Regions from separate parts of the Homo sapiens genome. Here region 1 is linked to region 2. Evidence: read pairs that join two places in POLR2A ChIA-PET (ENCODE). Cell type or tissue: MCF 10A. All regions are shown on one strand.

The links. ChIA-PET counts read pairs that join two places held together with the same protein. Peaks named below come from ENCODE experiments on the same cell type or tissue, not always from the same donor. Only the 100,000 strongest peaks of a DNase experiment are listed, where the experiment ranks them.
Region 1: POLR2A ChIA-PET joins it to region 2 with 12 read pairs; 12 of 35 experiments call an interaction of 5 or more read pairs at or near these places.

Annotation. Positions count from the first base shown.
Region 1 is chr12:46,258,401-46,263,400 of GRCh38, forward strand. All of the region lies in intron 1 of SLC38A1 (solute carrier family 38 member 1), which reads right to left. Among named protein-coding and RNA genes, the nearest start is that of SLC38A1, 8.1 kb to the right of the region's middle. In MCF 10A, a CTCF peak has its summit at 4,927; a DNase peak (open chromatin) is centred at 2,861.
Region 2 is chr12:46,157,991-46,162,990 of GRCh38, forward strand. No RefSeq gene overlaps it. Among named protein-coding and RNA genes, the nearest start is that of SLC38A1, 110 kb to the right of the region's middle. In MCF 10A, no CTCF peak of the experiment used is centred here; DNase peaks (open chromatin) are centred at 2,231 and 2,831.

The DNA of each region.
Region 1 (5,000 bases), 100 kb after region 2:
ATGAGATATCCTGGGGACGAGACCCAAGTGCAAACTTGAAATTCATTTGTTTCATATACACCTTACAAACATACCCTAAAGGCAATTTTACATAATATTTTAAATAATTTTGTGCATAAGACAAAGTTTTCACTGCATTTTGACTGTGACCTATCACAGGAGGTTAGATGTAAAATGTTCTACTTGGGCATCGTGTCAGTGCTCAGAGTTTTAAGTTTTGGACTTTTGTGGGTTTTGGACTTTTTAAAATGTGTTTATTTATTTATTTATTGAGATGAAATCTCACTCTGTCACCCAGGCTGGAGTGTAGTGATGAGATCTCTGCTCACTGCAACCTCCGCCTCCCAGATTCAAGAGAATCTCCTGCTTCGGCCTCCCGAGTACCTGGAATTACAGGCACATGCCACCATGCCCAGCTAATTTTTATATTTTCAGTGGAGATGGGGTTTCACTATGTTGGCCAGGCTGGTCTTGAACTCCTAACCTTAGATGATCCACCTAACTCAACCTCCCAAAGTGCTGGGATTACAGGCGTGAGCCACTGTGCCCAGCCAGGGTTTTGGATTTTTGGATTAGGGATGCTCAACCTGTAATATTGTATTATATATATGGGATTTTTGCTAAAAGAGTGGATTCTAGGTGCTCTTGCCACAAAAAAGAAGTGACCACGTGAGATGATGGATATATTAATTTTCTTGACTCTAGTAACCATTTTACCACGCATATGTATACCAAAACATCACGTTGCACACCTTAAATACATATAATTTTTAAAGCGGAGAAAGTGTTAAGCCTAAGGTCAACAATGGTTCTATAATTCCGGGCCAGCTAGTCCCATAACTGACTGTGTCTGTTTACCCACTTGGGGTTCTTGGATCCTCAGGGTTCATAGATGATAGTGATAAGGATCTAAGAACTAACATGGATCTATATTTCAAAAGGCCTCAAACAGGCTAAACAGGTTAACTAAATGGTGAGGTATCCATACTGTTAGCAAGGCTTCATTAACTTGATGTGATAATCCTAAATTTGATTGGCAATTTTATATACCTTTGAGTAATAAAAATGGGAAATGAATTAATATATTAAAGTCAACACTCAAAACTCATTAAATAGTATACTTAATATCTGGACACTGCATTGCATATAATTTATACTTTAATTAAAATAAAAAATTAAAGCCGATCATCAAAATCTTTGAAAATCTGGGGCTTTTGGAAGGTGGGGAATAATAAAAATGGCCTTTGGTAGTGAAAAACCTGGGAAGCTAGTAAGTGGTCTCAGAAAAATAAGTGGTTTTACTCTCTTCTTGCCCAAGACTAATGGTTTAACCTGTGCTTAAGGTCCTGGCTCTTCTGCTAGGACCTTGTTTCTCTACTTCCTCTCTCTGCCTTCCCTTCTTGACATCCATCATCCTCAGAGCTCTTTATCTGGAACATAACTCTGTCTAGAACCTTGAACTATCATCACACCCCTCTCTTTACTGCTAGCAGTCTCTAAACTACTTGCTCCTGCCACCACTCCCCTGAAATCATGCCTGATTAGGAAATTCTGGCTCCACCACTTAGAAGCTGTGTAGCCCCAGGAAAGAAGGTTAACTTCTCTTTGCCTTAGTTTCCTCATCTGTAAAATGGACTTAAAGCAATACCCATCTGATACAGTCATAAAGATTCCATGACTTGGTCCATGTGCAGCACTTAGAACAGCGTCTGGCCCGGGTTTTGTAAATTATTGTGACCATTGTTCCTGTTTTCTGACTTCTCCCAAATAACTCCACACTGCATCCTCCCAAGACCTTCTTGGTCTCCTCTGCCAGATCCCTCCTCCTCCCAACTTTCTGTGTAGAAGTAGCTCTTTGGGCCTCGACTCTTCTTGCTCCACATATTCCAAATTCTTTCCTTTTTAGGGCTTCAGGGCTGTAGTGTCAAGTTTCATTCTACAAAGGCATCTTTCAGATCTTTCTTCCCAGTCTTTTTCACTTTATAAAACTAGAATTCCTTTGCGTTATGAAATAGGATCTCCCTCATAAATACAACTTGATCATGATCATGCCACTTAACATGTCACATGTTTCTTCATCTGTAAAATGAGAGGGCATGAAAGAGAGGTTATCTCTCAGGTTCTTTCCTTCTCAGAAACATTTCCATAAATTCTTTTCAGACTCCTGCTGCCTTCTGGACTGCTCCATTAGGATGTTTATCATTACCTCAGATTCCACATGCCTGAAGCAGAACGCATCACCTGACCTCACATGCCAGCATTCTATTTCTGTTAAAGATATAATGCACCTTCTCCTTGTCACTCAGACTTGAAACTTGAGTATGGCTTTCATACAACCTCATATCTAATCAGTTGCCAAGTCCTGCCAACATTCCTTCACAAAATCCTTTTCCTTTCCCTTATTCCTTACAGTTTCACAGCCTGAACTTTGCCACAGTCACTCTCCGCCACGCTACCTCCTGCTTCTTGCCCTCTCCCACCTATAGAGGCAGATTCTTCCTGAAAAGACAGTCTTGCACATTCCTCTTTCTGCCTTGCCAATCATAACTGTTCCCTCTACAGGATGAGGTCTAATCTCTAGAACCTCAGACAGCTTTCTCTTTAATTTATGCTCCCACTATATTCCTTCTAATTTTCCATTCCTGCAATGGGTCTACTCTTATGCAGTTTTCTGCTTTGTTCACACCATCCCCCTGATCCTGGACACACCCTCTCCACCTTCCCATGAAGCCTATGCTAACTTAAGTATGACCTTTCTTTCAAAGCCCAGCTTGCTTGCTTTTTTAAAAAATTCAAGCCAACTCTTCTGTGATGCCTTTCTCCAATGACCAACGCAGGCATTGCCAAATACCTCCTGGGGGCAGGGAGAGGGACATAATTGTTCCAGTTGAGAACCTGCTTGACTGTTTACCTGTGATGAATTCTTACAGCAGTTTCGTGTAGATTACTCACTGGCTTATAGCAAGGGGGCTCATATTTCAGTAATCTTTTTATTTACAATTTCAATTCCTTGGGGACAAGGACCATACATCTCAAAGGTCTAGTATATGGTGACAGTAAACACATGTTAACAATAAAAATGAGGACTAAATTTAAAAAGAAAGCTATGATCACCTGCCTGCAGACAATATATTCAGTGAGCATCACAAACACCATCTTCCCATGGAAAACAAAACAAAAATGGGAACATGAAGCAATGTGGATAGCCCTACCTCATAGTTTTCATTAAGTTTACCACCTGATCTCCTTTACATTTGATCTGGGCGTGTGGGATTTATGTAAAAATGCATTTAGTATTGTAAAGAACTATATAAACGGAAGGTATTTATCATTACTGTCCCAGCCACTATGCTTGGAATGTTTAAGAATTCTTGGCATGATTTCTAAAAGTCCAGAGAAGGAGTTGTATTAAAGAAGTGGTTCTCAACTGGGGACAATTGTGTCCCTCTCCCTGCCCCCAGGAGGTATTTGGCAATGCCTGGAGACATTTTGGGTTGCAGTAAGTGAGGGGGTGCTGCAGGCATCTAGTTGAGAAAGACCAGGGATGCTGGTAAACATCATACAATGCACAGGACAGCCACACACAACAAAGAGCTGTCTGGCCCCAAATGCCAGTAGTGTGAAGGGCAAGAAGCCCTGTGTTACAGAAGCTCACAGGGGATGAGTATGGACCCCCTCTTTGTGGGGCATGGAGATGAACCGCTAACTTCCTTGGACAAATTGCCCAGTGCATCCTATCTTAACAGGATCCCAAAACCTGCTCTTAATCGTTCCATAATTCCTCTTGTCTTCAAGTTCCCATATGATCTTTTAAATGTCTGTTATCAACATGACCAGCTTATGATGTTGGTAACTAACCTATCTATATCAGAAATTTTGAAACAATTCCAATTTATTCAAGACAGAAAAAATAAACTCTAAAGTTAATGAAGTCAACCTATAACTGGATATAGGAGGACAGACTGTATATTACATTTAAAAAAAAAACACCAAAAGAATTGAATCTTAATTAATTAGAACAGTGAGTGTATATGAGTAGTGTGAATACCAACAAAATTAAAAATATTTCTTGTCAATTGAAAATTAATGGATTTAAATAATTACTAAAAACTCATGCAGTTGAAAACAGCCTGGAATATTTCAGCCCTTGAGAAAAATCTCTTTATTTGCATATATGTTTTTTGTTCTAAAGATATTTCTGATCAAGGATTGCTATTGTACTAAAAAAGATGGATACAGTTTTGTGTGTTTGTTTTTAAGCCCTAGCTAAGTTATGACTCCTAACAAAATACTCAAGGAAAAACAGAAATAATAAGAACTTTAAAGCATCACAAAGTGCTGCATATAAAGAGGATCATTTATAAAAAGAAATCTTAAAAATAGACTTTTATTTGAAAAGAGAAAATGTAATAAAAGACACTATATAATTCAATACCAGATGATGGTTACAGTCTCAGAACAATTCCTTTCTCCTCTCTGGGTCTCTGTCTCCTCACCTTAAAATAAGAAGATTGGATTAATGGCTGCTCTCTCAAAGACCTCTCCCAGTTCTCTGAATTAATGATTCTATACACTATTTCTTAATGAATCACTTCCAAAGATAAGAAGGTGGACTTGTAGACAAATCTCTTGAATAGTTGCCTTTGTAGGCCAATAGGCCTCAGTTCTAACAGGACATTGGAACAAACTGGGGAGCTTTAAAAAAATAAAAGTGATAAGGGGACACTACACACACAACAGTCTCTGACTTAATTGGTATAGGACAGGATCCAAGCATGGTTATTTTAAACGCTCTCCAGAGGAGAGCATTCTTATGTGCAGCCAATGTTAAGATCCCCAGATTGAGAATAAAAGTTAAAACAAAAGAAGCTAGTGCTCAGGTAGGTAAGATAAATGGGCAAAGCAGACTGGGCATAAGGAACTAGAGAACACATGTCCCATCTATTTCCCTCCAACTAGTGGCAGGAATGAGCCTGGTCTTTTTATTTTTATGTTTTTCA
Region 2 (5,000 bases):
TGTGAACCTGAATTTTTTCATCAATAAGTTCAGGATAGTAAGAATACCTGCTGCATATATTCTGTGATGATGAAATATAACAGTAAAAGTGAAAGTACTTTGAGAGCATCAAAGAGCCACTAACAGTTTATTATTTATGGCACTAAATAATGCCCCACTCAGACCTTTGGTAGGAGGATAAAGTAGGTAGTAGGAAAATATAATAAAAGACTGAGGTACCCAAGATGAGGAAAGAGGAGATTGCCACAGGCTCTTGTCCTGAACTCTTGTTTTATAAACTTTGCTCTCTATTCTTTAGAATTCCTAAAACCAAGATTTTCTGCATGTCAGATCCAGGAACTTTGCTTTCCTTATGGCATAAAAGCTAGCCAAAAGAATCACTGTGAAGGTTCTCATCAACCAGAGTAGATAATTGGTTATGGGGTATGAAGGATGGCTACTGATACTCAGTAGACAGGATTCTAAAATTATATTAACTTTTTCCTAGAACTTTATCAAAGTGACAGTTTTATATGTATCTCTGTGTACAAGAATTTGAAGCTAGCTAAAATCTAAATCTGAAAATATCTTCTATAAAAGAGAGGACTTTGTAGTTTTTTTTTCTTTCTCTCTCAGTGATGAAAAACTGGATAGAACCATAAACACTTCAAAGGATGAGAAATCCACATGGGCTGGAGTCCTAGCCAGAGTCCTTGCCAAGATCACTTTCCTCAGAGGATTTTCATGCTCTTCCTTTCTTTGGGGAATCAAATTTCCCAGCCACCTCAGCCCAAGACGTGCTGTAGTTACATGTACTCACTTTGTGGCTTTATATTAAGAGGTAAAATGAGGAGTGGTAATGCTAAAAGGCAGTGGGTATGGAGAGATTTCCTTTGGATGTGCTTTCACTTGGGTTATACCAGGTACTTGGAATTCTGTGTTTTACTTTTGGATAAAATAATTCTTTGCCAAAATGTTTTCTTCACTAGCGTGAAGCCATCTAGCTGAATCAAAATGGAGCTGCTGCCTGCCTACAGATTTTTTATGTGGGTGAACATTATTGTTTTTTAGAGAGGTGAGAATATTTATTTCCTTCCATTTTCATTCTTCAGAGATTATTCTATCACTTTGGATTCAGCACAGGTTACCCAGCAATTACTACTCACTCTTCTTGGGTTCAAATAAATGAGTTTGGTCCAACGTTTCCTGTATTTTAAAATGGAGGCAGTTCATGACGATCAGGATTTGGGGAGGAAGTGGATTTAATTAGACAAGGAAGAGGGTAGGAGACTGGACACCATTTGGGGCTATTTTCAGCTAGTTGAGCCAAATTGTTATTGACCTAAAGCTGACAGTTTTTCTGTGGCCTGCACAATGTGAATTTAGTGAGCTCAGCCAATTCTCAGAGGACAAGCTCTTATATTTCTAGACATACCAGCAGTGGTTCCCGACATTTAGATTTCATGGACAAGTACAATTAAAAATAAAAGAAGTATGGAGATAGAGAGAAGCCAAAAAATCTTAGGAAAAGGTCAGCCCTTTAAATGGAATACTTTCAAATATATGAAAGAAAAAAAAAAAACCTCACTTCAATGTGCTCGATTTTCTCATTTTTTTCCTGGCCAGTGAAAACTAGATCCTGGGACAGCACTGGACACACACAGATGTTTGAGAACTACTGTTCCCAATCTATGAATGAGGCTGTAACTTTTCAACCTGCAAATTCACTTCAGATATTTAAGAAGAACCTTCTAAGTGAAAATATGAAAGTGAACAAAAGCTTTCCTTTTTAAATACACTTGTGTAACCAATTGTTTGGAACAAGTCACCAATGATGCCTTACTTCAGTTCACTATTCTTTCAAATAAAAGATGTATTTGTGAAATTATAATCATTCAAATAGCCATTTTGAGGGCTATGTTTTTTTTTTTTTTCAGTCACAAATCTAAGTGACCCTGAGAATTGTAAAAAGATACTATGGAAATATCAATAGTGTTTTTATGTTTTGAGCCAATGATTTTAAACTTCCACTTGCTAAAAAAAATCAAGAAAGATGAAGTATGAAAACAAGCACGTAGATCTTTCTTTTGTATTACATGTGTGTAACTAAGAAGCCAGTACTCAGATAAATGGCTACAATCTTAATAGCTCGCTCCTGGAAAGCCAAAACTGCATTTCTCTTTTGTCAGGACTGGAAGCATGTAAATTGATTGCCCAATTAAGGAAAGGTTGACTGAAGGTGAGTAAGGTTTCAATGTTCCTGACTTAATTGCTCAACAAGCTTTATTAAGGGGCTAAATGGAGCAGCAAGGGAGTGGCTGGAGTGCAAGGGACTGCTTCTCACCGAGTATTATTGGACGGCTGCCAAAGACAGTTAAAAAATAAAATAAAATAAAGCTGCTCAAGCGTCTTATGCCATGAAGAACAAGATTCTTCATGTTGGGGCTCGCAGTTTTAGTTATAGCAAACTGATTACAACATACATAATTTCTAGTTACAGATAAGGGGCCATTTGCACAGCATCTAGTAGTTTTCATATAATCTTGCCCTGGATTCTGTAAGTTAATAGAGGTAATATATTATTATGGAAAAAGATGGAATCTGGCAAAGATCTCAGGCACTGAAGGAACCAGCTGTTCCGTAGCAATGTGATTTTGCACGCTTCTTGGGGCCTGGCATTCTTAAACTTCCACCAGCGTTAATTCTTACTGGTGAGTTTTCGCTCTACTGGGCCTGCTTATGCAACTCAGTGGCCCAAAAGTCTGATGTCACAGCCTAATGCTGCGTGTCCTCTGCCAAGAGTCTTTTCTGTGGGCACACATTTCTGATGAGAATCTACCCTGTTTTGACTCTTGACTGCATCAGTCTCTGGCAATTACCCTTGTGAAAATAACTCCTTTTTCAAGCATGCAATGTGTCTGGCTTTTATCCAATGGTTTAATCACAAACTCTCTGTGACAGCTTTACCTTGAGCAGCCCCTTAGGGAATTCAGAAGAGCTAGGGTTGCATTTGGACTCTCTAACTACAACATTCTTTTGGCTTTTATGCTGGCCTCAGATCTGGTCTAAACAATGATTTTGTACTTGCTGAGCAGAGTTTTTCACTACTTTGTTCCATGAATTCAAAGGAAGCATGGAAAATGGCACAGATAAGATCATCTTAATGTTAATAGGGGCGCTTATTGTGGGCTTACTATGTGACAGATACTGTGCTAGAAAATTTACAATATGCTATCCAGTCTAATTATTCCTTACAACCATTCTATGGGATGACTATTATTATTCCCACTTTCTGGTTGCGGACACTGAGACTGAAGGAGATTAAGGAAACCTGCCCAATGTCACTTAGCTTTTAAGTAGCAGAGGCAGGATTCCAACCAAGGTCAGTCTGAGTCCAGAGCCATGTTCCTACCTCCTTGCAAATTCTCCTAGACAATACATTTGTCCTTGGGCCTTGTGGGGGAATTGTGGAACAGAAGAACAGGCATTAACACACAGAGAGAGACACACACAGACACACACACACAGACTCCAGAGTCTAGCTTTGCTTCCCATCAGACATGGGACTAGTGCTCATAGAGCTGACTGGGGATATCTCTACCTGCCTAGGACACCAAATCTCTGTAAAAGACAGCCCGCTTCCTGAAGCCTCGTCTAGTGGAGGGAGGTTCTGACATACTGTTTTGTTCAGGCTGGTCCTCCACCCCAAGAATGGAGCTCTGCTTCCTACCCTACCTACCTAAGGACTACTCTCCAAAGGAGTACAAGAACCCAAGCCAGTTCACTGCAAGGCAGGTTATGCTGGATGCCTTTTTGGGCAGGATGTAAGGCCTGTTTCCTACCTTATTTCCATTTTGTGTGGTGGTCTGATATAAGGCTTTGCTTGTGGGCAGTGTTGTAGCACTGGTTATAGCTGAAACTGCCCCATGAGGACAGGCTCCTTCATCAGTTAACCCACTTACCATAGAAGTTGGACCCTCCTTACCAAATTTGTCTCTAGTAAACGGTGTTATGAGGTTCTAGCCTAGATTTAATAAATTTACATCGTATGCTTCCCCACCCCCAACAAAGTTGGGAAAATTGAAAAAAAAAAATAGTCACTTTCACAGTATTATTTTGAGAACTGAAAAGTACGAAGTAATACAAAATTAATAGAAATTTCAAAATGACAAGCATTTTGATATGTCCTTCTAAAATACTGATAAAGAGAATTCTTCTTTCTGAAAGCAACTGGGTTCTGAAGAGACAGGGTGTGTTGAAATTTCCTATGCTTTTAAATGGTTCTGGAATTCTACTTGATTGTTGGGGATTTGGGGTATCATTTGGAAAGCAAGATAACCCAAGAGCAAAAAACAGTCTTTTGGAATTATCCTAATATCTGCTGAATTCTCTTTAGCTTCGATGATAATGAAGGTGAACTGGGCAAAAAGAGTTTGCTTTGAAGTCTCCTTTAATAAAAGCCAAATCATTTTGTTTTAGAGAGACGTTGGAAAGATAGGTATTCTGTTAGCTAAATTTCCTCTATTGAGTTTCCCTTTAAGAAATAATCTAGAAGATCTTAAGATCATCTGATTATTTGCTGAAATCAAATTATGATAACTGGGGAACCCCTTAGATATGACTTTCTACCTGTTTGGTACCAGACAGTGGGTTGCTCGGCGAGGAAAGCATACTTACAGATTGCAGTTCATGATTGCATTGTTCTAAATCATGGATGATGCTACAGATGATAGTCTGTCTACTGCAATTCGGCCTGGGGTTAATTGATATTGAGAGAGGATGTTTTAGCCTCAAATTCTGCTCAGTTCCTGTATTTGGCATGAAACTTTCACTTTCTCTGGAAAACAGTCCTTAACTTAGAAGGAATTGTTGATCTAGAGCTGAAGACAAGGCAGTTTAAAAGCTTCATCCATGTCCCTACAAAGGACATGAACTCATCCTTTTTTATGGCTGCATAGTATTCCATGGTGTATATGTGCCACATTTTCTTAATCCAGTCTATCATTGTTGGACATTTGGGT